Linked DNA regions of Homo sapiens: regions 1, 2, 3 and 4 are each linked to region 5. Evidence: chromatin loops called from intact Hi-C (ENCODE). Cell type or tissue: endothelial cell of umbilical vein. All regions are shown on one strand. Each heading gives the region's core, and the rest is flanking DNA. Links, peaks and the distances in the headings are about the cores only. Region 1 overlaps MVK (mevalonate kinase). Region 2 has its middle 39 kb from the start of MVK. Region 3 holds the start of LOC105369975 (a long non-coding RNA gene). Region 4 overlaps MYO1H (myosin IH). Region 5 overlaps UBE3B (ubiquitin protein ligase E3B).

The links. Peaks named below come from ENCODE experiments on the same cell type or tissue, not always from the same donor. Only the 100,000 strongest peaks of a DNase experiment are listed, where the experiment ranks them.
Region 1: it touches region 5 in a loop (8-fold over the local background); 33 of 110 quality-filtered maps call a loop at or near these places.
Region 2: a loop joins it to region 5, with 8 times the contacts of the local background. A loop is called at or near these places in 4 of 110 quality-filtered maps.
Region 3: a loop joins it to region 5, with 18 times the contacts of the local background. A loop is called at or near these places in 9 of 110 quality-filtered maps.
Region 4: it touches region 5 in a loop (7-fold over the local background); 9 of 110 quality-filtered maps call a loop at or near these places.

What each region holds. Positions count from the first base shown.
Region 1 is chr12:109,595,149-109,600,951 of GRCh38, forward strand. It overlaps MVK (mevalonate kinase), which reads left to right. Exons shown (of 11, transcript NM_000431.4): 10 at 1-33; 11 at 1,278-2,977. The coding sequence ends at 1,429. Among named protein-coding and RNA genes, the nearest start is that of MVK, 24 kb to the left of the region's middle. RefSeq lists an enhancer at 3,380-4,069. In endothelial cell of umbilical vein, for the core only: a CTCF peak has its summit at 2,725 (motif pointing right); a DNase peak (open chromatin) is centred at 2,753.
Region 2 is chr12:109,610,173-109,615,975 of GRCh38, forward strand. No RefSeq gene overlaps it. Among named protein-coding and RNA genes, the nearest start is that of MVK, 39 kb to the left of the region's middle. RefSeq lists an enhancer at 1,053-1,553. In endothelial cell of umbilical vein, for the core only: a CTCF peak has its summit at 3,017 (motif pointing left); no DNase peak of the experiment used is centred there; H3K27me3 peaks cover 567 bases.
Region 3 is chr12:109,841,838-109,847,640 of GRCh38, forward strand. LOC105369975 (a long non-coding RNA gene) reads right to left here and starts at 1,645. Exons shown (of 2, transcript XR_945333.2): 1 at 1,495-1,645. RefSeq lists a silencer at 3,484-3,763. In endothelial cell of umbilical vein, for the core only: a CTCF peak has its summit at 3,646 (motif pointing left); a DNase peak (open chromatin) is centred at 3,634.
Region 4 is chr12:109,425,313-109,431,115 of GRCh38, forward strand. It overlaps MYO1H (myosin IH), which reads left to right. Exons shown (of 32, transcript NM_001101421.4): 18 at 634-739; 19 at 2,157-2,274. Among named protein-coding and RNA genes, the nearest start is that of KCTD10, 49 kb to the right of the region's middle. In endothelial cell of umbilical vein, for the core only: a CTCF peak has its summit at 2,899 (motif pointing right); a DNase peak (open chromatin) is centred at 2,909.
Region 5 is chr12:109,515,623-109,521,335 of GRCh38, forward strand. UBE3B (ubiquitin protein ligase E3B) reads left to right here. Exons shown (of 28, transcript NM_130466.4): 19 at 1,143-1,262; 20 at 5,526-5,702. Among named protein-coding and RNA genes, the nearest start is that of UBE3B, 41 kb to the left of the region's middle. In endothelial cell of umbilical vein, for the core only: a CTCF peak has its summit at 3,311 (motif pointing right); DNase peaks (open chromatin) are centred at 3,349 and 3,779; H3K27ac peaks cover 2,108 bases.

The sequences.
Region 1 (5,803 bases), core at 392-5,391, 79 kb after region 5:
GTGGTGGCTGTGGCATCACACTCCTCAAGCCAGGTATCCCGGGGGTAGGTGGGCCAGGCTGCCAGCCTGGGCTCCTAAGAGGGGTCCACCTGGAGAATTCCCTTGAAAGGAAAAAGAGACCTGGAAACAGGTCTCAGCTCCGCTGTGTGGCCTTGGGCAAGTTAGTTAACCTCTGGTCTTTGCTTCCTCATTGGTAAAATAAGGATGAGAGTATCTAGCTTGCAAGATCGTTGCCCAGATTCAAGCAGGAAAGTGCACCTAGAGAGCCTGGTGCAGGGCTGGGCTGTGGCTGGGGCTCCTGTCATCGGGGCTGTCCGCACAAGCTTGGGAAGTAACCAGGGCATTGTCACTCTCCACGTCTGCCTAACCTTGCCCCACTTGTACCCTTGATGTGGTCAGGATGCGGTTGATTTTGCTACAAAACGAAAGGGTTTCCTTCCCGTTGGTTTGGGGAAAGAGGAAGACCGAGTAATGGGCTTGGCTTAGGAAGCTCCCTGGTGCCTGGGGGCCTGGCAAGGGGCTTCTGCTAGTGTTTAACCACCTGACACCTACCTCTGCCCTCAGGCTCGCTCCTGGCCTACAGTAGGCACTAACCGGTCCCACCTGCCTCCATTTCCCTCTGTGCTCCTTGTCCCCTCCTTCCTTCCTTCTTTCTCTTTCTGTCTTTATCTCCTCCTCTCTGTTCTTCATCCTTCCTTTCCCCTCTGCTTTGCACTGAGCCCCCTTAGGCTCCAGACATCCCCTCACACTCCATGATGGCTCCCAGGCCTCAGGAGGTGGCCACATCCTCACTCCAGCCAACCCCAACTGTTGGTTCCTAGTTCAGAGCCCATGACGATGGTGGGACTTGACATTTCTGGAGTGTGCCCGCTGTGCCAGGTGTTGTGCCAGGCACTTTACCTGCGTTATTTCCTTTAAGCCTCCCTGAGATCTGCACGGGGAGTCATCATTAGCCCCATTCCCAGATGAGGAGACTGAGACTGAGAGAGGGGAAGTCACTTGTCTGAGGCCACACGGCCAGTACAAGGCAAGGCCAAGTCCTGTGACTTGAGAGCCCATGTTTTTAACTCTTGCTCCCTAAACCCCTGGGGGTGCAAGGCTGGGCATTCCAGTGCACGGAGGGGCTGCAGGTAACCTTGGGCTTTATGGCCTGTTGGCTCAGGTGGGTCACAGCCAGGAAGGCACAGCAGGAAGGCCTGGGCTTTTGCCTTGAATATGATGAGCTTCTCCCACGGAGCGGAGAGTTGTCAAGGGTGACCTGCCTTCCCTCCCCGCAGGGCTGGAGCAGCCAGAAGTGGAGGCCACGAAGCAGGCCCTGACCAGCTGTGGCTTTGACTGCTTGGAAACCAGCATCGGTGCCCCCGGCGTCTCCATCCACTCAGCCACCTCCCTGGACAGCCGAGTCCAGCAAGCCCTGGATGGCCTCTGAGAGGAGCCCACGACACTGCAGCCCCACCCAGATGCCCCTTTCTGGATTATTCTGGGGGCTGCAGTTCGACTCTGTGCTGGCCAGCGAGCGCCCAGCTCCTGACACTGCTGGAGAGGCCCCAGCCGCTTGGCGATGCCAGCCAAGCTCTGCAGTCCCAGCGGTGGGACCTAGGGAGGCATGGTCTGCCCTCTGCATCCTCTGGAGCCAGCCGAGCAGGAGGCCTAGGAGGGTCCTCTGAGACTCCAGACCTGAGGCGAGAAGGGCTGCTTCCCTGAAGCTCCCACAGTCCCATCTGCTTCAGGCCCCCGCCTTGGCCTGTGTTCTTCCTGGCCGCCTGGGTCCAATGCTCAGGTGCTGGGGCCTGGTTCCCGGAGAAGTGTGCCTTCTCTCTCCCTTTTCAGGGACCGCCCCCTGTCTCTCAGGGCCAGGCCTCTCCCTCCTCCAGGAAGCCTTCCCCTACCCCTTGTCGCCCCTCCCTCCCAGAGCACCTGCTGTCTGGGTGGCTCACTCAGCACTTGGTGTGGCCTTCCCTTCTACCTAGCGGGATGGGGCTCCCCCAGGGGCTGTCCCGGAGGCGGTGGGCCTGGTTAAATAAGGCAGGGTTTATATGCACTTTCTTCCGATCTGTACCTGAGAGGTTTGTGGAAAAGATGGCAAATGGGGAATAAAAAGATTTTGTGTCAACAGTAGAGACTCCAGGCCACCAGCACCTCCCTCTGTCCCTGTCCCCTCTCCAGCTGTTTCCTCCATGGAGCTCTTCAGCAATGGAGGGAAATAGGGTTTGGGGTCACTTTGTTGTGCGTCTTGGGGATGAGGTGGCTTTTCCCAGATGGCCCTTGCTGGAGAGGGACTGGGACACGGCTCTCAGTCCATCAGCACAACTCTAGGCTGCTGCTGCGGAGGGAGAAGTTGAGCTTCCTAGCTCCAGAATCACAAGCACCCACGAGAGCACAGACCTGTGTAAGACAGGAAAGCAGAACCTGCCATCGCTCCTGGGGCGCGCCTTCCTTTCTGAAATGAACTGGCTGGATGGAGAAAACAGACTCAAATGTTCTGGCCCGGGTGCCTGGCACTCCCCACCCCCGCCCCCCACCGGCCCTATTTGAACTTTATATTGCAGTCAGCTTGGTGCTTTCCGAAATGCCATTAGCCATCAGGAAACCCTTGTAGTTGGTGCCTTGCCAGCCAGAACCTCTGGGACCCACGGACCTGCAAAGAGGCCGAGTGGAAAGGTGGGGGCCGGCGCAGGGATTTCAGGATGAGGTGAAAGCGATTCAGTGCGCGTCTGCCCTTGGCCACTAGGGGGCAGCTGGCGGCCTTCCCTGCTGTTGTCTTCCTGCAGGGTGAGAGGAGCAGGAGCCGAGCTCCACCCCCACGCCAGCCTTGGGCCCGGCCTGGGATCACTGCTGGGAACGTGAGAGTGAAGGGAGGACGCCTACCCCAGCTTAACTTGTAGAAATGGCCCCAGATCACTGATGGCTGTTCCCTGCCCCTTCCCTTCAAAACACAACGCATAAAGCAGTAATACTAATTAATACTGAACGCTCACTGTGGACTAGGCGTGTTTACGCATCGCCCCTTCTCATCTCTGCCCCGACCTCAGTGTCATTGCTAGTCTCATCCCCGCTTTACAGACCAGGAAACCAAAGGTCAGAGAGATCGAGTAACTGGTGCAAGTCCACACAGCTCATCAGCATCTGAGGCCGGATTCAAATGGACTCCAGAGCCTGCTCTTAGCCCCTACGTGTGTCTGCTGGGTGCGGCTCTGTGTGCAGGCTCACTGCGATTTTTTAGCTTTCTGTGCTCAGGCTCGTTTTTCTGGATTCGGATGTATTTGACCGGGGTGGGGCTCGGACCTGCATGTTTTCCTCCCCACGCGATTTTAATGAACAACCAGGCCAGAGGCTGCTGTGCCCTCAGTGATGGCGCTGGCTGACAGCCAGCCTCCAGCCTTTAGGAGGTGGGCCTGGGAGCCTCCCCAGGCTTCCATAGATGTCCGCGGCAGCTGTGAGATGGGTGCAGGGGACAGAGGCTGAGACCCCCAGAGCCCGTCTGCTCCTTGAGGCCCTCTCTCTCTCATTCCCTGGGGACAGGATGTCACTCCTGGGGCAGGGGCCAGCTCAACACTCTTGCTCCAGTGAAGCAGCTGCCGGTGCGCTTTGGCCAGAGCAACCTTTCAACCCAGCCACCCCTGCGGCCACCATATGGGCCTGGTGTCACACTCCTGGCTACCTTGTAGACAGTTGGCACTTGCGGCTGTCACCCCTTCTCATTGCCTATTGCAGTGGTTCTCGCTCTCAGAGCTGCACCTCGGAACCACCTAAGGACCCACGAATTCCTGACTCCACCCCAGATATTCTGAGTTAATCTGTCTCAGCGGTATCTTTTTAAAAAGACATCTTTTAAAAGCTCCCAGGTGATTCTAACGTGTGACCAAGCACCACATGGTGCTGCACACCTGTAGTCCCAGCTACTCAGGACGCTGAGGCAGGAGGATCGCCTGAGCCCAGGAGTTGGAGGCTGCAGTGAGCTATGATGGTGCCACTGCACTCCAGCCTGGATGACAGAGTGAGACCCCGTCTCAAAAATATTTTTAAAAAATAAGAAAATGCAGCCAGGGCTGAAGATACCGAACTGGATGACCCCAGGGTCATCTCTGCACGCCATTGTGGTGGTTGAGCACTTCAGCCCTGCCCACCCCCTGGCCATGTGACCTTGGGCAAGACAGCTTACCTCTGGAGGCCACAGCTTCCTCATCGGGAAAGTGGGATTCACTAATACCCACCTTATGGAGGTTTCGTGGGGATCAATGAGAAAATATACAGAAGGCCCTTGACACAGTGCGTGGCACACGGTAAGTGCTCAATAAATACTCATTATTATAACTGTCTTATGCTGAGAGATAAGGGTGTCTTCCAGAGCCCCAAAACTTCAGAATGGTGCACAGAGCTGGCTCAAGGCGCCCTGCCCAGATGGTCCAAAGCCCCTAGGTTGAGACCCCTTGGGTCGCTGTTGGAGAAACACACCTAAGGCCCACCGGCTTTCCCACCTCCCTGCTTCCTCTGCAAAGAGGCGGTCACATAGCACTGACACCTTCTTTGCGAGGGGAACAGCAGTGCCTTTCAGGTCATAAGCTGGAGCCGCTCCCAGGGTCTGCAGCCTGAAGTTCTCAGAGAATTTCCCTGGTTCTGGCAAGGGTCTCACTTTGGGAGGCAGGCAGGAAATACTGTGGTTCTTTCCAGACAGAGTAGCTGCTATGGTTGCACTGATGTCGTCTCTGTCAGTGAGGAGTCCTTTTATTTATTTTTAGACAGTCTCACTCTGTTGCCCAGGCTGGAGTGCAGTGGCGCCATCTTGGCTCTCTGCAACCTCTGCTTCCCAGGTTCAAGTGATTCTCCCGCCTCAGCCTCCCAAGTAGCTGGGATTACAGGTGTGTGCCACCACGCCTGGGTAATTTTTGTATTTTTAGTAGAGACAGGGTTTCCGCCACGTTGGCCAGGCTGGTCTCGAACTCCTGACCTCAAATGATCTGCCCACCTCGGCCTCCCAAAGTGCTGGGATTACAGGCATGAGCCACCACACTTGGCCTGGTGAGGAGTCTTTCCTCACCAAGGTTTCTGTGGCCTGCTGGCAGCCAGTCGCGTTGGCTGGCTGGCTCCAGGTCAGCAAGCGTGGTGGGGGGCCGGCCCTGCCCTTCGCTTGTGCTTGGCCCAGCCAGCTCCTTTCTCCTCCACGGCTGTTTTCCTCCTTGTTTCCTCAGCTAGCGCCCTTTGGAAGACACCTGGCTCAGGGGCCCGCACCTCGCAGGTGCTTCCTTCCCCAGCCCTTCCTGGTTTCCAGCTAATTTTGGACAAGTTCTTTGGCTGTCTCTTAGCACCTACTGTCTTCTAGGAAGGGGCAGAGAGCTGGATTTGAGGCCAGGAGCTCTGGTTCCTAGTCTGAGCTCTTTAGTTCTCAAATTATAATATTTTTACTATTACAGAAACAGTGTAAATACACTGTAGAAAGAAAATACAGATTAGCAAAAATCACATCAAAGCACTGTGTTTTTACCATACAGAGATTACCCCTGTGAACAGCTGCCACCTTTCCCTCTGTGTGTGTGTGTGTGTGTGTGTGTGTTCATGCTGTTCGATAAAGTGAGATCATACTGTACATGCTGTTTTGTTACCTACCTTTTTGGTTTCCAGTCACCTTTCTCTGTCAATATGTTTCATCTCTAATGCCCAGGCTATAGTCACATTTCCTCCAGTTGGGCCAGGTGTCCGGCACCCTGTCTAATACCACATACCTGGCTGTTACAGCCCTGGCTTCTCTTTTAATCTAGCACAGCAGCCCTACACACACACACACACACACACACACTCATACCTA
Region 2 (5,803 bases), core at 547-5,546, 94 kb after region 5:
CTTGAACTCATGAGCTCAAGCCATCCTACCACCTCAACCTCTCAAGTAGCTGGAACTACAGTCATGTACTAGTATGCCTGGCTAATTTTTTACTTTTTTTTTTTTTTTTTTGTAGAGATGGGGTTCTTGCTATGTTGCCCAGGGTGGTCTCGAACTTCTGGGCTCAAGCAATCCCCCACCCCTCGGCCTCCCAAAGTGCTGGGATAACAGGCATGAGCCACTGTGCCCGGCCATATACCCCTCTTTTGATAGTCTCCAGCTGGAGGTGGGGCCTCTTTTGCCGATGCCCTAGTTGGCATGGAAGCCCTTTATAACGGTGTTCTAATTAGGGCTCCCATAACAAAGTACCATAAATGTGGTGGCTTAAAACAACAGAGATTTACTCTGTCATGGTTCAGGAGGCCAGAAGTCTAGAATGAAGGTGTCGACAGGACCAGGGACCCTCTGAGACACTGGGTCCTCTGAGAACCCTCCCTTGCCTCTTCCTAGCTTCTGGTGGTGGCTGGCAGTCCTGGGCTTGCGGTTGCATCACTCCAGCCTTGGCTGTTGCTGACACATGGCCTTCTCCCTGTGTGTCTGGCTTCACATGGCATTCCCTCTTATAAGGACAGCAGCCCACCCTCATGACCTCATCTTAACTTGATTACATCTGCAAAGACCTCATTTTCAAATAAAGTCACATTCATGGGGATCCGGGGTTAGGACTTCAAAATCTCTTTGTGGGGGACACGATTCCACTCCCAATAACCCCTAAGGGGCTGGGCATGGTGGCTCATGTGGGTAATCCTAGCACTTTGGGAGGCTGAGGTGGGAGGATTGCTTGAGCTCATGAGTTTGAGACCAGCCTAGGCAATAGGGTGAAACCCCATCTATACAAAAAATACAAAAATTAGCCAGGCACTGTGGTAAGCGCTTATAGTTCCAGCTACTTGGGAGGCCAAGATGGGAGGATGGCAGGATGGCTTGAGCTCAAGAGTTCGAGACCAGCCTGAGCAACATGTCGAAACCCCATCTCTACAATAAAATACAAAAATTAGCTGGGTGTCGTGATGAATGCTTGTAGTCCCAGCTATTCGAGAGGCTGAGGTGGGAGGATGGCTTGAGCCCAGGAGGTAGAGGTTACAGCGAGCCGAGATTGCACCACTGCACTCCAGCCTGAATGACAGAGCCAGACCTTGTCTTAAAAAAACAAAACAAACCCTAAGGGCAGGGGTTTTGCTGGTTGTTTCTGCCTCTGTGGTCTCCAGCCAGAGCCTGGCATATGTCTGTGCCAGAGGGGAGTTGTGGATAGAGTCAGAGTGTCCAGTCTCTCCCCGTGGGTGACCGCAGCCCCTGCTGCCAACAGCAGCAGCCACAGCCCGCTTGGCATCTGGGCAAGGCAGGTCTCCCGGGAAGCCCCCTCCCACGGGCTGTTCTCCGAAAGAAGTGGTGTTGATGTCGGCAGGTGCCTGTCACTTCCCTTCCCCAGCAAAGTCTCAAACTGTCAGAATAAGTGAAATAGTCATTGCCTATCTCTGCGTTTGAGATTTTATTGGCAGTTTCATTGTCACCCAAAACAACCTCCTTTTCTCCGTTGGCGTTTTCATCAGATGGGTCTGTGGGCAGGAGGAGGAGGCAGGGCTGGCTCCTAAAAACAGGCCTGGGCAGGTCATGGTGCTGGCTCCACTGGGCTGGAGTCAGCAGGGGCAAAAGACCCCGTGGTGGGCTCTGCCATGCCTTGGCTCCTGCAGAAAGCTGCTGGGCACTCTCTCCAGGGAGCAAAAAGGAAGTGAGAGACGGAAGGTAAAAACACCCTGAGAGCCCCTGGAGATGGTCACAATGGCCAGATGGGGCAGCCCAGACTGCACAGTGGGTCCTCAGGCCCTTCCCCAGTCCTCCCTGGTGGGAATTAGGGGGGCATTATGGTGGTGGGGTAGGAGCATGGGCTGTGGCATCAGACCCACCTGGCGGCAGGCACCTCAGAGCAAGCACTTCTCCCTGCAGAGCCTCAATGTGCCTGTCTGTCAAATGGGGTGGTAACAGGAACCTTCCATCAGCTGAGGGCTTGATCTGGGCCACACACCCAATTATCCTGTTCAGTCCTCCCCAGAACCGAGAGAGGTGGGTGTGCTCAAGCTCTTCATTTTCTTGATATGGAAACTGAGGCAGCCCGACCAAGGTTACCACAGCAGGCAAATTGCAGGGGTTGGGTTTGAATCCAGGCTGTGAGACTCCAAGCCTGGTTGTGAATCCACTTTGGAGGGTTAGTGGAAGGAGTGTAGGTGATATTATTTTTTTTTTTTTTTGAGACAGGGTCTCACTCTGTTGCCCAGGCCGGAGTTCAGTGGTGCGATCACGGCTCACTGCAGCCTCTACCTCCCAGGCTCAATTGATTCTCCTACCTCAGCCTCCCAAGCAGCTGGGACTACAGGTGTACACCACCACACTCAGCTAAGTTTTAATTTTTCCTAGAGGCGGGATCTCTCTGTTGCTCAGGCTGGCCTCGGACTTCTGGGCTCAAGTGGTCCTCCCACCTTGGCCTCCTGAAGTGCCAGGATTACAGGTGTGAGCCATTGTGCCCGCTGGTAATAAAGTGTCAACAGAGTACTAGGCACATGGGACAAAAAGCCATCTGTTATTGTTGTCTGGGCATGGGGTAGAATCTGGGCCCCTTGGCAGTCACTCTCTGTCCTGGGACTTTCTGGACATCACTGGGTAGTTTCACCCACAGGGTGGCCTAAGGAACCTCCAAGGGAATGGGGTGAGCTCAGGAGTTCCACTGAGACTGGGGGTCCCTGTGTGGGGCTCAATCCTGCTTCATGCTGTGATCCTGCTGGTGTACTCTGTCCCTGGCCCCCAGCAGGGCTGGGTGCCACTCTACCACATCCAAGCATCACAGAAGGGAATCTGAGGCCCAGAGAGCTGTCCCTTGCTCAGGGCTCCTGAGCCAGGGAGGTGGATACAGTGGTTAGAACCACAGATTGTGGAGTCAGTGAACTCCATGTTTGAGTTCTGGTGTGGCCACCTGCTGGTTGGTTAACAAGTTGCTGAGTCTCAGAGTCTCAGTTGCATCCTCTGCACATTGGGATAATAAAGGATTCCTCTGGAGACTGGGTGCTGTGGCTCTCACCTGTAACCCAGCTACTCAGCAGGGAGGTTGGCTTGAGCGGGGGAGTTCGAACCTGTAGCCCCGGTGCTACTCAGCAGGGAGGCTTGCTTGAGCCCGGGTGTTTGAGGCTGCAGTGAGCTATGATCACACCACTGCACTCCAGCCTGGGTTACAGAGTGAGACAGTCTCTAAAAAAAATCACATCCCCCTGCTAAGGCCGAGGGGACAAATGATGCTACACAGAAGACATTAGCACACAGAGAAAAGAAGACAGAGTTTTGGCATCTACAGGCTCCTTGAAGATCTCAGACTCCAGCCCATTCTTGGTGCAGAGGAGGAAACTGAGGCCCAGAGATTAGGGAGGGTTTCCACTTAGCCACCCCGCAGAACAGGGGCTTGTTCCTTGGCCCTGTAACTCCCGATCCAGAATGTCAGCCACCTCCCCAGCTGGCGTCGTCCCGGGAGTCCCCTCCGCCCCTCACCTGCCCTTCTCCCCGTGTCTCTGCCTTCGAGAGCCCAAGCTGCGGGCCCGCAGTGAGGAATGCCATTCTCCCTCTCCCCGGCACACTGAAGGTTTTGAAAGTTAAAGTATTACCGTCGGCTTTGTTGTTGCCTAACTACGACAGACAAATTGAGAACCAGTTGTCAAAATGTCAGTGCACAACAAATCAACATGCAGAACGAGTCTCAGCGCTCTGCGGTGTATAATTAAACAAAAAATCCCTTTTAGAAATTTCAGCGAGCGTTGGTTCCACTTTATATTTGTCTGTGTGATTAATAAAGGCAGCTAATTTTCAGACTTTAAAAACAGCTAGAAAATAGCTCCTAATTACATATTAGGTTCCTCGCGGCCCCCGCTGCGCTCCGCCGGCATTGGTGGGCCGAAGAATTTGGCAGAGTCTTAATTGCATTCTGAGCATCATCTAATTTTAGTTAAATGTAATGTAATCAGCAGCAGATGTCTGAAATAAAATATGAATTATGAATATGATGAAATTTCATTCTTGAATAAAAAAGTAATTTGCTATTTAGTTCATTAAAGTCATAGAGGTTTATTAGGAGCAGGTATATATGGCCCGATGAGGGTATATATTAAGTGATACTGGGAGACAGAAACCCCAAAGGGATGGGAAACTTCATCCAGGAGAGTTCAGTTATGATTAATGACTGTGGGGGCTGGAGAGGCTCCTGGGGACCCTGAGTTTACCCAGCCGGAGAATTCCCTCGGGCTCTTTGAGGAAGGCCCTGAGTTTTGGGACAAGGGGACTTAGAGAGGAAAGCCCTGGGTGCTGCCCCTGAGCCCTGTCCCACCCCTGACACCCACCCCCACCTCCTTACCGCTTCCAAGATGGGCACAGTGGAGAGCTGGCTCCTTGGACATTGCTCTATGCAGGACACTCACCTGGGCCTGGTGACACAGCATGAGGTGGTGATCAGCTTCTTACACACTGAGCAGAGATTGGGGCTCTGCCTCTCGCTGTGTGACCTCAGGCCAGAACCTCAGTTTCCCTTTCTATACAAGGGGACTAATCATAGTACCTATCAGACACTCTGAACAGTACCTGGAATGTGGCAAAGCCCTCGTTTAGCGTTAGCTGCTGGAGTTGCTGTTATTAGCTGTAGAGGTCATATTTTAAATTAGTATTAAAATGCCTTCTTTTGTTTTCAGTCTGTGTGTGTGTGTGTGTGTGTGTGTGTGTGTGTGTGTGTATGTGTGAGACGGAATCTCACTCTGTTGCCCAGGCTGGAGTGCAGTGGCACGATCTTGACTCACTGCAACCTCTGCTCCCCGGGTTCCAGTTATTCTCCTGCCTCAGCCTCCTGAGTAGCTGGGATTACAGGTGTGAGCCACCACATCTGGCTAATTTTTGTATTTTTAGTAGAAATGGGTTTCACCATGTTGGCCAGGCTGGTTTGGGACTCCTGACCTCAGGTGATCCACCTGTCTCAGCCTCCCAAAGTGCTGGGATTACAGGCATGAGCCACCGCACCCAGCATGTTTTCATCTTTTTTGTTTGCTGTTTAGAGATAGGGTCTCACTCTGTCACCCAAGATGGAGTGCAGTGGTACCATCATAGCTCACTGCAGCCTCCCAACTTTGGGCTCAAGCAATCCTCCTGCCTCAGCCTCCCAAGTAACTGGAACTACAGGGCACACACTACCACACCTGGCTAATTTTGTATTTTTTATTGTTTTGTAGAGACAGGGTCTCACTATGTTGCCCAGGCTGGTCTTGAACTCCTGGCTTCAAGTGATCCTCCTGACTTGGCCTCCCAAAGTGCTGGGATTATAGGAGTAAGCCATGGCACCTGGTCTGTTTTGTCTCGTAAGCAGCCTGTGATGCAGATCATAAGTTCTAGTCTGTTTTTTTTAGCTGAGGCTGAGGGAGGTTAAATGATGTGTCTGCAGTCACACAGTGAATAATTGCCAAAGTTGAGATTTGAACCAGAACCGTCCTGCTCCCGGTGTTCCCTGCTACATCCAGAGCAGTGCCAGGACAGCTGGCGGGAGTCCTGGCTGAGGATTCTGGAGGGGGTGGCTCATCAGCCCCAGAAGGAGACAGAGAAGAGTGAGGGACAGGCGGGTAGGATCTGCCAGAAGATGCTCTGGTCAGGTCGGGGACAGAGGCTGCCTCTCCAACCTCCCACTTCACACCAACCAATGATTTCCTGCAATTATCTGGAAAAGATTAATTAGTAAAGTGCACCATATTGA
Region 3 (5,803 bases), core at 575-5,574, 330 kb after region 5:
CCAATATGGTGAAACCCCATCTCTACCAAAAATACAAAAATTAGCCGGGCATGCTGGCGCACGCCTGTAATCCCAGCTACTCGGGAGGCTGAGATAGGAGATTCGCTTTAACCTGGGAGGCGGAAGTTACAGTGAGCCGAGATCATGCCACTGCACTCCAGCCTGGGCAACAGAGTGAGACTCTGTCTGAAAAAAAAAAAAAAAGAGAGAGAGAGAGAGAGAGACCTTATCTGTCTTCTTGCAAGATCCCCTGAGCCGAATTCAGAGCGTTGAACATAGTAAGTGCTCAGCAAACAGGGGTTGAATGACTATCCCTTCCAAACAATCTTCTCTGGGTCAGATCAAGGACTGATTAAGGGTGCATCATCTTCACAGCTGCCCTTTATCCAGCACCCCCTGGCAGGAGGCGCTGTGCTAAGTGTATTTGCATTTGTGGCCCCATTCCTTGTCAGAAGCAGAGTGTAGATTTTACTGAACTTATAAATACAAACCGGGAGCTGGATACAGTGGTAAAAGGTATCCATTGGCCGGGTGCAGTGGCTCATGCCTGTAATCTCAGCACTTTGGGAGGCCAAGGCAGGTGGATCACCTGAGGTTGGGAGGTGGAGACCAGCCTGACCAACATGGAGAAACCCTGTCTCTACTAAAAATACAAAATTAGCTGGGCGTGGTGGCCCACTCCTGTAATCCCAGCTACTCAGGAAGCTGAGGCAGGAGAATCGCTTGAACCTGGGAGGCAGAGGTTGCGGTGAGCCAAGATCACGCCATTGCACTTCTCCAGCCTGGGCAACAAGGGAGAAACTCCGTCTCAAAAAAAAAAAAGGTATCCATTGTAGATTGTCAGAGCTGGGCAGGAACTTTGAACTATCTAATCCCAATTTTGTTTTATTTTTATTTATTTATTTTTAAATTTATATATATATATTTTTTTCAATAGCTTTTGGGGAACAAGTGGTTTTTGGTTACACGGATGAATTGTATAGCAGCGAAGTCTGAGATTTTAGTGTTCCTGTTACCAGAGTAGTGTACATTGTTTTTACTTATTTTTTTATTGACAGGAAATATTTTACATATTTATGAGGTACAAGTGAGTGTTACGTGTACAGAATGTGTTATGATCAGGTCAGGGTATTTGGGGTATCCATCACTCGTATTTATCATTTCTGTGAGTAGGTAACATTTCAAGTCCTCCCTGCTAGCTACTTTGAAATATACAAGCCGGGTGCGGTGGCTCCCGCTTATAACCCCAGCACTTTGCGGGGCTGGGGTGGGCAGACCACTTGAGGTCAGGAGTTCGAGACCAGCCTGGCCAACCTGATGAAACCTCCGTCTCTACAAAAAAATACAAAAATTAGGTCCAGGCATAGTGGCTTACGCCTGTAATCCCAGCACTTTGGGAGGCCGAGGCGGCTGGATCACTTGAGGTCAGGAGTTCGAGACCAGCCTGGCTAACATGGGGAAACTCCATCTCTACTAAAAATACAAAAACATTACCTGGGCTTGGTGGCGCATGCCTGTAGTCCCAGCTACTCAGGAGGCTGAGGCAGGAGAATCACTGGAACTCAGGAGGCGGAGGTTGTAGTAAGCCAAGATCGTGCCACTGCACTCCAGCCTGGGAGACAGAGCGAGAATCCATCTCCAACAACTACAATGACAACAACAAAAATTAGCTGGACGTGGTGATGCGTGCCTGTAATCCCAGCTACTTGGGAGGCTGAGGCAGGAGGATGGCTTGAGCCTGGGAGGTGAAGGTTGCAGTGAGCTAAGATTGGGCCACTGCACTCCAACCTGCGTGATGCAGACAGACATTGTTTCAAAAAAATAAAAGAGAAAGAAATATACAATACATTTTTGCTAACTATAGTAGTCACTCTACTCTGCTATGGAATATTGGGGCTTATTTCTCTACCTAACTATATGTTTGTACCCATCAACCAACCTCTTTATCCCGCCCTCCCTCTATCACACCCTTCCCAGCCTCTGGTATCTATCATTCAAGTCTCAAAAAAAACTTTTGTTTTTTTTAGATGGAGTCTAGCTCTGTCCCCCAGGCTGGAGTTCAGTGGCGTGATCTCGGCTCACTGAAATCTCTACCTCTTGGGTTCACGTAATTCTCCTGCCTCAGCCTCCCAAGTAGCTGGGATTGCAGGTGTGTACCACCACACCCAGCTAATTTTTATATTTTTAGTAGAGACAGGGTTTCACCATGTTAGCCAGGCTGGTCTCGAACTCTGACCTCAAGTGATCCGCCCACCTCGGCCTCTCAAACTGCTGGGATTACACACGTGAGCCACCATGCCTGGGTTATCATTCTATTCTCTATCTCCACGAGATCTTTTTTTTTAAACTCCCACAAATGAGTGAGAACATGCAATATTTGTCTTTCTGTGCCTGCCTTATTTCACTTAACAAAATGACCTCCACTGCCAGCCATGTTGGCTACTAATGACATGATTTCATTCTTTCGTAAGGCCAAATAGCATTCCATTGTCTGTATATACCACATTTTCTTTCTCCACTGTCCATCAGTGGGAATTTAGGTTGCTAATCCCAATTTTAAAGATGAAACTGAGACCCAGAGGACAGAAGAGGTTTGCCCAGAGTCATACAGCGGATCAGGGCAGAGTGAGAGTTGAGAATGCACAACATTTTCTGGTGTTCCTTGTTGATGTGTTGAGAAGGGCCCTACTGTATCTTCAAGTACAAGGAGTAGGCCAGGAGTGGTAGCTCATGCCTGTAATCCCAACACTTTGGGAGACTGAGGTGGGCAGATCAGGTGAAGTCAGGAGTTCAAGACCAGCCTGGCCAACATGGTAAAACCCTGTCTCTACTAAAAAAAAAAAATACAAAAATTAGCTGGGCCTGGTGGCATATGCCTGTAGTCCTGGCTATTCTGGAGGCTGAGACAGGAGAATCACTTGAACCCAGGAGGCAGAGGGTGCAGTGAGCCGAGATCATGCCACTGCACTCCAGCCTGGGGGAGAGAGCAAGACTCCATCTCAAAACAAACAAGAACAGGGAGTAGGTGAAAATGATCCGGTTTAACTAACTGCATTAAGAACCAGTTGTCCTTTCAGGAGCCTTTGGCAGGCTGTAGCATCATAATTAATAAAAATATTAACACAGTCCATTTATTGAATATCTTCTATGTGTCAGGTATTTTACACGCCTTATTTCATGTAATACTGCAAGGTAGAGATGTTTCTGTCCCATTTCACAGATGCAAAAACTGAGGCTCAGAGAGGGGAACTGACTTGTCCTGGGCACACAACTTCAAAGTTTCAGAACCTGGACGTGAACCCAAGAATTGTTAGGTGGTGGTGGTGCTGGTGGCAGTAGTAGCAGTGAAAATAACAGGACACACCTAATGACCCTCCACACTGAGGCAGGTGTGAACTCAGGGCCCCAAGACACCTGCTGGAGGAGCTGCAAACTTTCCCAACAGTGTGCAAGTGAGGCTTCTCACGTAGCCCTTAGGAAACAGCCCAAGCACGGTAGGAGGACAAGTTCTCCTGCCCCTCCTGCCCTCCCTCCGTTCCACCCACTTTGGGAGCGGGCAGGAGCCTGGTGGGGTGTGGGGAGGCGCAGGGCCTGGCGGGGCCTCCCAGCTCTGCCTCTGCGGCACAATGGGGACAGCGCCACCTACCGGGCCCGTGGGAGCTGCAGGGGCTCAAGCGCAGGCGCTCAATGCGCAGGCGCAGGGCTGTGGGGCCGGCGTGAACCCGGGAACCCATCCACCAACCAACCAGCAAAACTGAAGGGTCGTGTCCCCATATAACCTCCTGCAAACGACGGTAATTGGGTCAACATTGAACGATTACGCAGATAAGCGCCTGCCCGGGCAGCTTCATTGACTCGGTGAGCTAGAAACTGTTGGTATTCCCATTGTATGGATGAGGAAACTGAGGCTCAGAGGGGTGAAGTGAGCTGTCCAAGTCTACTTCCCTAATAGACGGCCGACCCAGGACTCCAGTATTCGATCTCATCAGGCTACGCCCCACATCACGTAAATATATCTTTGCAGTTTTATTGAACACCTGAACACCTACTAAGGCAGCTTACTATGCTCCAAACATTGTTCTAATTACCTTACAAATGGTAACATTTAATTGAAGCCTCACAACAAGACCTGTGTGTTACGGATAAGGAAACTGAAACTCTGAAAGGTGAAGTTGTAACCGAGTCCAAACTCCTTCTGCTCCCTGCATGATAGCCACTCAGTCGAGAGGCCAGGAGTTGGAGCAAGGAAAGCGACTTTATTTTGGAGAGCCAGCAAACCTAAATGGCCTAAATGTTCTAAAGAGCCCTCTTAGAATTATATGCTCTTGGGCCCGGTGTGGTGGCTCATGCCTGTAATCCCAGCACTTTGGGAGGCCGAGGCGGGTGGATCACAAGGTCAAGAGATGGAGACCATCCTGGCCAACGTGGTGAAACCCCGTCTCTACTAAAAATACAAAAATTAGCTGGGCGTGGTGGTGCACGCCTGTAGTACCAGCTACTCAGGAGGCTGAGGCAGGAGAATCGCGTGAACCTGGGAGGCAGAGGTTGCAGCGAGCTGAGATAGCGCCACTGCACTCTGGCCTGGGCAACAGAGTGAGACTCCGTCTCAAAAAAATATATGTATATATGGGCTTGGCTTTGTCTTATATGTTAGGTAAGGGAGGAAAGAAACAGGCAGACATCTGGGTGCCAGCAAGGGTCAGGGGGAAGTTTGTGAAACTTCTTTGTCCTTGGGTAATGGTCTCTCATGTGACAATAGCCAAATCTCCTTGTTCCTATAAATCGTTAACAAATTATAGTTGTCTACATACTTCCTCTTTAATCCCAAAGTTAGTTTTGAAAACTATGTGATTGCTATTTCTGCATTTTATCTCAGTTGCTCTAAAATTATCCTAGCCTTCATACAGGAATGGGTAAAGGCCTTTAAACAAAAATGGACCAGTCTGGACAACATAGTCAACACAAAAAAATTTTTTTAAAGATTAGCTGGGGCCGGATGCTGTGGCTCACGCCTGTAATCCTAACACTTTGGGAGGCCGAGGCGGGTGGATCACCTGAGGTCAGGAGTTCGAGACCAGCCTGGCCAACATGGTGAAACCCTGTCTTTACTAAAAATACAAAAGGTAGCTGGGTGTGGTGGCGGGCACCTGTAATCCCAGCTACCTGTAATCCCAACTCGGGAGGTTGAGGTAGTAGAATTGCTTGAACCCAGGAGGTGGAGGCTGCAGTGAGCCGAGATCACACCACTGCACTCTAGCCTGGGCAACAGAGCAAGACTCCTTTTCAAAAAAAAAAAATTAGCCAGGTTTGGTGGTGCATGCCTGTAGTACCAGCTGCTCGGGAGGCTGAGGCAGAAGGATCCCTTGAGCCCAGGAGTTTGAAGCTGCAGTGAGCTATGATTGCACCACTGCGTTCCAGCCTAGGTGACAAAGCAAGACCCTGTCTTTAAAAAGACAGAAGTTCTTCTGCTGTTTAATTGTTACAAAGTGAATTTCAGTTCCTTGTCTATAACAGTGATGTATTACAATGGGTTTGACATGTTGTATTGTAATGGGCTCAGTGAGTTTTAACTGAATGAATCAACAAGTCAATGTCAACCCTCGTCAAACATTTGAGCTAATTTGGGTTTCTGTATGGTTAACCTGGGTCAGATAAGGCAGCACCCCATCAGTGGGAACGCTCTGGCAGGAGGTGTGCTGAAAATAGGCTCACTGTCAGCTGGCACACAAGTGAACACGGCTGAGGGGAGATTTGGAGTTGGACATGAAACTTCTGTGGCCCCATATCTGGCTGGGTTACCCTG
Region 4 (5,803 bases), core at 332-5,331, 91 kb before region 5:
GACAGAGCAAGACCCTGTCTCTTAAAAAATCACTTGGAACGTGGCTTATGATATATACATTAACTTAGAATGTGATATTCATGTTCCAAGTTTAGTCCCAGTTTGTTCATTTGCAGGCATTCATTGAGCAGCACCTACTATGTATATGTGGCAGGCACTGTGCCAGGCACAGGGATTCAGCAATAACAAGCCAGATGAGGTCCCTGCCCTCAAGGGACTTACAATCTAGTGGGAGAGAGTATAAGAAAATACCATCAAATAAAGAAGTTATAATAATACCAGCATCATGAAGGACACGTGTCAACAAAGAAACACAAAGGAAGGTGGAAGAGAATGACAGGCCTGGGGCAGAACTGGTTCCTGCTGGGCACTCACCACGTCTTTGCTGAGCAAGTGAGGCATCCTAGACAGATGCTTGTCCAGCTTCCACGTGACCAGACCAAGACTGGCCTTCTCAGGTCAGGACATCCAAAGCCACCTCTTAATGGGCCAGATGGCCACTAGGAAGACAATCTGTCAATAGTTCAGCTCTATAGGGCTGACACCTTGAGCCCTGGCCAGTCTTTTTGTATTCGTTGGAAGCAGCAGTATCTCTCTGGCTCGTTCTCTCTCTCTTTCTCTCTCTCTCTGCAGGTGGGGACTCAGTTTAAAAACAGTCTGAGCAGCCTTCTAGAAACCCTCATCTCTAAGGAGCCCTCCTACATCCGTTGCATCAAGCCCAACGACAGGAAAGAACCCAGTGAGTTGTGGATCATTATGAACTGGGCTCAGGGAAAGGAGGCTGGGAGCCAAAGCAAGGTGGCAGTGGGTTGGGATCCTAAACACCACCACAAGCTTGCTCGATGTCCTCTGGATGTGAATCATTTTCCTTTCTAAATGATAGAAGTTGGCCAGATGTTACAGGCTTATGCCTGTAATCCCAGCCCTTTGGGAGGTTGAGGCAGGCGGATCACTTGAACCCAGGAATTGGAAACCAGTTTGGGCAACATGGCAAAACCCCGTCTCTACAAAAAATGCGAAAATTAGCCAGGCATGGTGGCGTGTCTCTACTAAACATACAAACACTAGCTGGGTGTGGTGGAACATGTCTGTAGTCCCATCTACTTGGGAGGCTGAGGTGGGAGGATCAATTGATCCCAGGAGTTCAAGGCTGCAGTGAGCCATGACTGTGCCACTGCACTCCAGTATGGGTGACAGAGTGAGACCCTATCTCAAAAAATAATAATAATAGAAGGTAAATGAATGCCTTTGGTGGTTCAGAGTGAGCATTTCTCAGAGGTTGTTCAGTTTCAGGAGCAACACAGCTGAGTCAGGCAGGTGTCAGAGGCGAAGGGAGTCAACGTCACTCTTTTCTAGCCAAGGAACAGTCTTCGAAAATGATCTATGACTTGGGTAGTTTCTAAGCTCTTGCCATGGTCTATAATATAGTTGTTAGGAACCATTATAATGAACTATAATGGACCATCAGAGGCTCACAGAGGCTAGGCAGGAAAAGCAAATGAGTGAAGCAGACAGGTTGAAAGGCAATAGGCAGTGGGGAGGACTGTGGCAAACTGGAGAAGGCACATTCTGTCTAAAGGGGCAACAGCGCTACTCCTCTCCTGCCAGCTGTTGCCATGTGGGACTCTGGCCTCAGGATAGCCAGATCTCAGGACTTTTCAGAGGAACCAGAAATTTAATTTTTTCCTATAAAATTCCCCCATTTAAAAAGCACAATTGGGCTGGGCATATGGTGGCTCATGCCTGTAATCCCAGCATTTTGGGAGGCCGAGGCGGGTGGATCACCTAAGGTCAAGAGTTCGAGACCAGCCTGGCCAACACGGTGAAACCACGTCTCTACTAAAAATACAAAAATTAGCCAGGCATGGTGGTGTGCACCTGTAATCCCCACTACTTGGGAGGCTGAGGCAGGAGAATCACTTGAACCCAGGAGGCAGAGGTTGCAGTGAGCCGAGATTGTGCCACTGCACTCCAGCCTGGGCAAAAAGAATGAAACCCCATCTCAAAAAAAAAAAAAAAAAAAAATTAAGACCTCACGAAATGAGTCTGGGGCCAGACCCAGCCCACTGAACTTCAGCTTGCAGCCTGTGATCTGCCTTGGTTGATATGAAGCCATGGGATCCTTTCCTGTCATTCTCTGTTCTATTTCTCCAAAGGCAAATTTGATGACTTCCTCATAAGGCATCAGATCAAATACCTGGGGCTGATGGAGCACCTGCGGGTGAGACGGGCTGGTTTTGCATACCGAAGGAAATACGAGCATTTCTTGCAAAGGTAAAATGTGCTTTATTGATCTGAAGCCAATAGTCATGTGCCTACTACATGAGAATCTCTGGGGTTTAGTGGTAAATAAAATGGCATCCCTTAGGAAGGCTCAGTTTGGTTGTTAACTGCTGTAGTTATGACAGCTAAAAACACTAACATTTGGGAGAACATAAAAACCCAACTCTGGCTGGGTGCGGTGGCTCATGCCTGTAATCCCAGCATTTTGGGAGGCCGAGGTGGGAGGATTGCTTGAGGCCAGGAGTTCGAGACCGTCCTGGGCAACATGGCAAAACCCAATCTCTACAAAAAAAAAAAAAAAAAAAAAAAAAAAAATATATATATATATATATATATATATATTAGATGGGTGTGGTGGTACACACCTGTAGTCCCAGCTACTCAGAAGGCTGAGGTGGGAGGATCACCTGAGCCTGGGAGGTTGAGGCTGCGGTGAACTTGAGATCGTACCACTGCACTCCAGCCTGGGTGACAGAATGAGAACCATCTCAAAAACAAAACAAAACAACAAAAAAAAAAACTCACAAAAATTCAGTTTACCATCTTCTGTTCATTTCACTAATCCCTGACTGTTTACAGTCAAGGGCAAGGCCAAGTGCGTAGATCTGCCACCAGGGGGCAGCCGTGGGCAGTGCCCCACAGGCCTCTGAATTAGCAGGAGAAGCTAAGTCCATTTGTGACCGTAGGGCCTGGTTTAGTGCCTTAGCGCAACGGGCTGTCAAGAGCAGCAGGTTAGCGGTGGGGACATGGGTTTTCAAACCACATGAACTTGGATCATAATCCTCATTCTCTTATAGCTGTGACCTGTCATTTCCCTTATCTGTAGGATTAAATTGTCTGGGATCAGGGAGTTTGTAAAGATTTAATGAACTATTTCTACGCCTACTCTCACCATCCCCCAAATTGCTTATACACCAACACTTCTTCAATGATGGGCTGTGTGTGAATTTATGCTACCAAAATAGCAACACACTCTCAAGCATAATAAATGGTCACTTTGTTGGGTCAGAATGGTTGAATAGCAGAAATTTCATGTGGTTCAACCAATATTTTGAGTGTAGTCATTTGAGACTCTTTGCCTTTATTTTTCCTGGATGTACCTCCTTTGCCCACCATTTTTGCCCATCCGCTACTTATTCATTCATCTTCATCCCAAATCTGACTTCTGCGGCAGATGGCAGGGCAACAGCCACTGCCCACCTCACCCCCCTCCAAACATATACACACTTGATGTTCCCATCTACCTGTGTTTTTTTGAACTTCATACATCTCTTGTCTATTTTTGCTGCTTTCTGAGGCTCATTCATTCTTTCCATAAAATCTAGTGAGCAGGCCGGGCATGTTGCCTCACACCTGTAATTCCAGCACTTGGGGAGGCCAAGGTGGGCAGATCACTTGAGGTCAGAAGTTCAAGACCAGCCTGACCAACATGGTGAAATCCTGTCTGCTAAAAACACAAAAATCAGCCAGGCATAGTGGCGCATGCCTGTAATTCCAGCTACTCAGGAGGCTGAAGCATGAGAATCATTTGAACCCGGGAGGCAGAGGTTGCAGTGAGCTGAAATCACACCACTGCACTCCAGCCTGGGTGATAGAATGAGACTCTGTATCAAAACAAACAAAAACTGGTGAGCAGCTATCTGAGCTAGCACTGTCCTAGGTGCTGGGGTGATGTCAGAGAACAGAACAGACCCCATCCCTGTCCTCATGGAATTTACTTTCTATGGGGGAGACCAACAATAACAAAGACGTAAAGTTGGCCCTCCACACCCGCGGGTTCCACATCTGAGGATTCACCCAACTATGGATTCAAAATGCTTTTAAAAATACAATAAAAATAACAATACAACAATAATAATACAAATTAAAAAGCAATATAGTCTAATATCTATTTATGTAGTATTTACATAGTATTAGGTATAATAAGTAATTTAGAGATGATTTAAAGTGTACAGGAAGATGTACTCAGGTTATATGCAAACACTATGCCATTTTTTATTAGAGACTTGAACATCCGTGGATTTTGTATCCATGGGGGTCCTGGAACCAATTCCCCACATACGATGAGGGGTGACTGCATAAGGCCAGGCAGGGATATGTTATTTGAAGAAAAGTGAATCCAGGTAAGGGGAAAGAGTGGCCAGGCTCCCTCCTTAGGTAAGGGGGTCACTCTCTGAGTGAGGAAGTGAGCCATGAGGACATTTGGTGTCTTAGTCTGTTTGGGCTGCTGTAACGAAACACTACACTGGGTGGCTTCTAACCAACAGAAACTTTTCACAGTTCTGGAGGATGGGAAGTCCAAGATCAAGGCACTGGCAGACTCAGTGTCTGGTGAGGGCCAGCTTCCTTGTTTGTAGATGGTGCCTTCTCGCTGTGTCTTCACATAGTTGATGATGTAGTCATAAGGGCACTAATCTCATTTATGAGTGCTCCACCCTTGTGACCTGATCACCTGTCAGAGGCCCTGCCTCCTAACACCATCACATTGGGAGTTAGATTTCATCATATGAATTTTGTGGGGACACAGACGATCAGTCCATAGCATTCAGGGAACATCAATCAAGGCAGGAAAGCCTGGAGGTGGGAGCAGGCTCTAGGGCAAGCTGAGAGGCCAGCGTGGCAGCTGGTCAGTGGCTGGGGACAGAGGCAAGGGGAGATTCACGGGATCGAGCTGGAGATAGCCAAACCCCGTGCACCTGCCTGGCACCACTTCCCTTGATCAGGGAGCAACCATATCATAGAGTTGAAGACATAAGGTACTAGTCCCTCCAACCTGCAGGCATTTAGGGCCTCTCCCCAGCCCCTCCATATCTGTCTAGCTTTGGCGGTGCATGCTGGTATTGCGCAAGGTCTGCATGGATGAAAGCAGGGCCTGAGGCTGTGCTGTGTCCCCTGGGGGTGGTGGAGACCCTATCTTCTCCAGCTTTCACTGGAGTTCAGGAAGCACACATCCTGCACCTTTGTGTAGGTGGCTGAACAGAGGAAGAACATGGGACACTCGATACCCTTAAAGAACATGCTCATAAATTCCAGGAAAATAAAAATATTTTTCACTGGACATGGTAGCTCATGCCTGTAATCCCAGCACTTTGGGAGGCCGAAAAGTGATCACCTGAGGTGAGGAGCTTGAAACCAGCCTGGCCAACGTGGAGAAACCCTGTCTCTACTAAAAATACAAAAATTAGCTGGGCGTGGTGGCACATGCCTATAATCCCAGCTACACAGGAGGCTGAAGCAGGAGAATCGCTTGAACCCAGGAGGCAGAGGTTGCAGTGAGCTGATATCGCACCACTGCACTCCAGTCTGGGTGACAGAGTGAGCTCTGTATCAAAAATATATATACATGTATTTTTTTTAACAGTTTAAAATCGGATTTTAGAACGTGGGAGGTGGAGCTTGCAGTGAGCCGAGATCGCACCACTGCACTCCAGCCTGGGAGACAGAGCGAGACTCCATCTCAAAAAAAAAAAAAAAATCTGATTTTAAAATAAACATAATATGAGGCCAGGCACGGTGGCTC
Region 5 (5,713 bases), core at 714-5,713:
CCTCTCAAAGTGCTGGGATTACAGGCGTGAGCCACTGTGCCCAGCTGTTACTGTTCTTATTTGTATTTAATAAAGTTCTTGACTTTGGGGGAGATTCCCATTTTTAAAAAAACAGCTGTGGTTAGATTTATGTATTCATTCAGCTGACTTGATTTAAATGGTATTAGGGTGCTGATTCTTGAGCCCAGGATGGGGCAAAGAGTCATGCTCTTTCTAAATAGGTTTAGCAGAATCTTAAGAATAAGGAGAGAGGGTTCCTTTCAAGCAGTAATTGAGAAATATTACTGGTGGGACTGTGGTGGGCTTGAAGGCACAGAGGAGGCAGGTTGAAAGGTCAGGGAGCTTTATACTGTAGGGTCATTTTTAAATTTTCTGACAGTAGGAAAAGTTATCTTTGAATTATTTTTGTTCTTAGGATTCATAATATTGATTTCCCTTAAAGCAGGCACAGCTAGATAAAGAAGGCTCTGTAACTTGTTCTGCCACCAAGTTTTTATAGTGGATTATTGACTGAATGAGGAGGATTTTCTTTTTTCTTTTTTTTCTTTTTTTTTTTTTTTTTTTTTTGAGACAGAGTCTCACTCTGTCCCCCAGGCTGGAGTGCAGTGGCACGATCTTGGCTCACTGTAACCTCTGCCTCCTGGGTTCAAGTGATTCTCCTGCCTCAACCTCCCAAGTAGCTAGGATTACAGGTGCATGCCACCACACCCAGCTAATTTTTGTATTTTGTATTTAGTAGAGACGAGGTTTCACCATGTTGGCCAGGCTGGTTTTGAACTCCCGACCTCAGGTAATCCGCCCACCTGGGCCTCCCAGAGTGCTGGGATTACAGGCGTGAGCCCCCACGCCCAGCCTTGAGGAGGATTTTCTCGTGGGCCATTCCTAGCTGGACCCTAGCTGCAGCCAGACCACTCTTTCCGGAACGTTTTTTGCTTGTGTATTCAACAGTATTTCTAATTCCCACAAGTGTTCCAGGGAATGCTTCTGTTCTCACAGGACACTTCTAACTGGTAGCACATGTTAAGGCATCCCATTCTGCTTGCATCTCATCTAACTTCAGTTTCAGTCATTTTTGCAGAGTGTTTTTATGGAATCGTCAGTTTGCTGACCCTGTTTTCTGATCCCGCCTTTGTTCATTTTAGAGAGTTCTACTGTTTCGAACCATGGTTACCAAGGAGAAGGAGAAACTGGGGCTGGTGGAAACCAGCTCTGCCTCCCCGCATGTCACTCACATCACCATCCGCCGGTCCAGGATGCTGGAGGTGAGTGTGAAGCCTATGGAATCCTACCACAAGGAAGTGGGCCCTGCAACATGGAAGCTCTTTAGTGGACGGTCTCTGGCTTTTGAACTGTTCCTGTTACTCCTTGATCTGAAATTAAGGCTCTGGGAGCAGGAAAGGGGTCATTTGTCCTGTTGACTGCTCTGAACAGCTGCTTGGTTAAACATGTTCTCATTGCTGGAGACCCAGCAGTGTCTTCCTTTACCCCATGAGAGCTAGAGTATCCTGGGCTAGAGCATCCACCTCTTCATGTCCCTTTGAAATGAGGACAGGAGCTGCCAGTCACAGCGGCTGCACTAACACTCTCAGGTCTGTGCAAACTCCATTTGTCCCAGCAGGCACTTTGCTGAGACTCTCAACTGTGATTGTAGTATATAAGTGGAGTGGAGGTGTTACATTTACTGAGTTATGTAGAGAAATACTTTTATCACAGAGCCAGAAGTTCTTTGTAGACAGAAACTTACAAGATACCACTGAAGTGACCCACCTGAGCTAAATCCGTTGTCTGGAACTACCACTATACGGTGACTCCATGTAAATTAGAGATAGGTACCCAGTCCTCATATGTCAGAAAATTGTCACAATACATTGGTTTTGTTGGTACAAGACCGTGCCTCCAATCTGCTGGAACATGGTTGTCATAAACTTAACTACCTACGATGTCTGTGTTATCCATGCCACAGCCTCCCCTGGGCTTGTATAGTGCACAGCCTACCCATACATGCTCATCCTGCCAGCGATAGAATTGGTGACTGAGCCACAGTCCCCATTCCCTGGAGAGGCTTGGCTTCATTTATTTGCCATGTTTGCACTTCAGACCTTTTTATCACACTCCAGCTGCAGTTCCCCATGAGCCTGTCCTGTAGTGTAGGACAGTCACGGGATCCCCTGAAGTATGTGGCCAGATAGCCACCCCCACCAGCAGATGGCTTCTGGCAGCAGCTGTTCCTCCTCACGTGTCTTCATTTTCTCCCTCGGTGCATCGTACCTTGTTTGTGTCACTCCTTACTGGAGAGCTTGTTTGAGTGCCCCTGGCCACTGGTGATCAATGCCGAGAGCTGCTAGGAAGGCAGTGTGTGCTGAACAGTGGATGTTTCTGACATTCTTCAAGGTAGGCATAAGGAATTGAAGGGCCCACTGGGCCCTGCAGGCCATGTGAAGGAGTAAAGCTGGCTGAGTGGGTCTCATTACAGGAGCATTCTGTTTGCGTGCTAGACATATAGAAATAATCTCCACTTCTGCGCCCTCCTGTTCTTGAAACAGCCCTCTTGGTCTGTGTAGCTCTACTTGAGAAAAATAGCCCCCACGAGTGAGTTGATAAATGGCAACTGACACCCAGCCTCAGTGTTGGGGAGCAGTTGGAAGCACGTGCCTCCCCAGAAGAGGCCACCGCCACTCAGCTCCTCCAGACCTGCCATGTGACGAGGTGGGCTCCATAACGCTCTTGAGTTTTTAAGAGAAGGCCAAAATTCAGATCTTCCATGTTGTGAACTAATTGAACTCTGTAAAGTGCCTAGAAAGTCAGATAACACCTGTCTTTCCACCAAATTCAACCTGTGGGCCACCCATTTGCAACCTCTGCTTTTGATTCAGAAAAAGCCCAATTGTGTGGTAGGGACTCCCTTTCTAGCACTTCCCTCTGCAGACCCAGATGCATCTCCCTTGTCTCTAGAAATCCTCAGCCCCACTACCCATCACGCCTACCCAGACGTGGCCAGCACCCACCCATGGGAAGAGTCTGGGGTGGTATAGATTGCAGTATCTCCTGAGAGTGGCAGAATCCGACTCCCTTCACAAATATCATTGCTTATTGGAAATTCACTTGACATCCCAGTTACTCTGGCCCTACTTTTTAAAGCATATCCCTCAGGGATGGCAAAAGAGATGTCTGTCTTAGGCTTTAGGCAAAGTCCCTTTTCCTCTTTACTTTCCACTGGAGAAGGGGAGAGGGTTGTTCATTGTTATCCCAGTTGTCGTAATCTGGTGGCTTGGTTATTAGAATATGAGAGCCCAGGGGCCTTTGCTGGATTTGGACACAAGGGGGCGTCAGTAAGCTGATCTCAGACTCATGCTCTCCTGGGCATTGTTTCCTTTTTTATGGTTAGTATTGAGGGCTATGCTTCTCTATTAGGCTTCCAGATATTAAAGTCCTGTAGGAAGGCTCTTCTTCCCAGAGGGTGAGTTTGGGCTGGAACTCTAGTATTCAGAACCGGAAGGATCCTCAAACATACTCTTACCCAGTCCTTTCCCCTGTCTCTGTCAAAGGCAGAACTGAGGCCAGAGAACTTCAGTCAAGGTCACTTGGATATCAGTGATAGAGCTGGGCCTGGAAGCCAGGCATCCCTTTTCTAGCTCAGTATTCCCTGTGTGTGCATGTTGAGATGCAGTGAAGAAGAGGAACGCTGACTCACATTCACCTCCCAAGAGGCATGGATATAATCCTCGCATATCCACGCCAGTTCCCAGAAGGCAGGAAATGTATCACAAGAGGCAGTCCCCTCTAAACGTTTAAACAAAGAGGCTGGTGTGGAGCTGATCAAGCAAGACTGAGATTTGAATCCAGTAAACGCTCCTTGAGCTAGGCCATGTGCCACTTGCTTTCACATGTACCATCCCATTTCATCCACATAACCACAAACGCATCTACTAATGCGTGTGAAGGCTGGGGAGGCATAATTTTAAAGCAGGTTGGAGGAACTCCTGCAGGCAGACAGGAACTTGATGGAATTCTCCATCCGTTCTCATCTCAGTGCCAAGATAATTATCTTAAATTTAGGCAGAATGGTTTAAATGCTGTTACAGCTGCCTGTTGACTTCCTGTTTCTCCCTTTTGTCATCTAACTTAATGATTCTCAAACTTTATGTACATAAAAAGTCCTTCTCAGGTTTGCCTCCACAAAACTGTGCTCCTGTTCCCACATGTGACTTAGGGGTCTTGAGAGGTAATTTTCCCTTGCCCACTAACTTTGAAGCCTAACCCCTGAATCGGGGCACCATAGGATAGTCCTTTGGGGATCACTGGGTGAACATGGCAGGAAGGCAGCAAGGGTTCCCCAAAACAGGTCTCGCCACACTGGCATACTGCTCGTTTGCTTTGTGATGAGGGGACCAGACGGCAGCCGAGTGGATGCTGTGGAGACAGCCTGTCTAACCTGCGAAGCATGTGACAGTGTTACAGTTGTAGCTGAAAGGGAGAAATGTGGCATGGCCTTCATAGGACAGCAGGGTTGATTGGTCACTTGTTCCATCACAGTGTCTGAAGACATCAGTTTCACCTGGTGATTGGGCCTCTCAAGTCGGGCCAACAGACTCTTCCCTGGGCCCTGTGCTGTTCAGCACTGTTTTTATAGTCACTGCTCTGAAATAAAAACCTCAGCACCCCAAGTACTAGGAATGCATTAGATGATGGAACCAGAAGCCAGGAAGGCCTCAACAGATTAGAATCAAGAGACAAACTAAACAGATGATTTAGTAGGAGAACTCCAAAGTTGTGGTTCTGGGGCTGTGCATGTTGAGGTCTGGATGGAGTAGATGTGCTGAATGGCTGTGTCCTAACAGAGCTGACCACCAGCCAGAAGTCCAGGCCCAGCACCACCCCCACATCTCGGTCTCTGCTCCCTGCGTTGATCCCTGCCATCCACCTGCTCTGCTGCCAATAGAAAGATCTGACAGAAAGTCAGCCCTGTTACTCTTTGCCTAAAACCTTCTGCAGCTCCCATTACCTTCAGGATGTCCCCTAAATTCCTCAGCATGACTTGCAGGCACTTCATGATTGGGAAGGCAGCGGGAGATGAGGGGTGATGGGTAATTCTTTTCATTTTACAGTGTTCTGTAGGTTTGATTTTTTTTTTTTTTCTTTTTTCTTTTTTTTACCATGAGCTAAAGATACTCTTAGCATTGAGAGAGAGAGAAATGTATCTTGTCCCGGTTTCTTTCATCCTTTGTCTGATGGCCAGGAGCTTGTCATGACTCATTTTGTCTAACTTCCCCATCTCACTGCTCTGTCCCCTTGAGGTCAGTCTCCCCTTGCCAAGGAGTGATACTGTCACATCCCCAAATGAATCTTTGCTTTTAATCAGCACTCATTCAAAAGCAGGTGAGAACGGCTCCTGTCATGCATCCACGTTTCATAATTTGCACATTTGGTAATGATGCTGGGAGAGCTTCGCACAGAGGAGAGGGAACCCCGAATTGTGTGCATAAGGCTTTGGGCTTCCTAATGGGCTGTAATTCTGCTCTTGGCAGGACGGCTACGAGCAGCTTAGGCAGCTCTCCCAGCACGCCATGAAGGGGGTCATCCGTGTGAAGTTTGTCAATGACCTCGGGGTGGACGAAGCAGGGATTGATCAAGACGGTGTTTTTAAGGAGTTCTTGGAAGAGATCATCAAGAGAGTTTTTGACCCAGCACTCAATCTGTTCAAGGTATTTAAGGG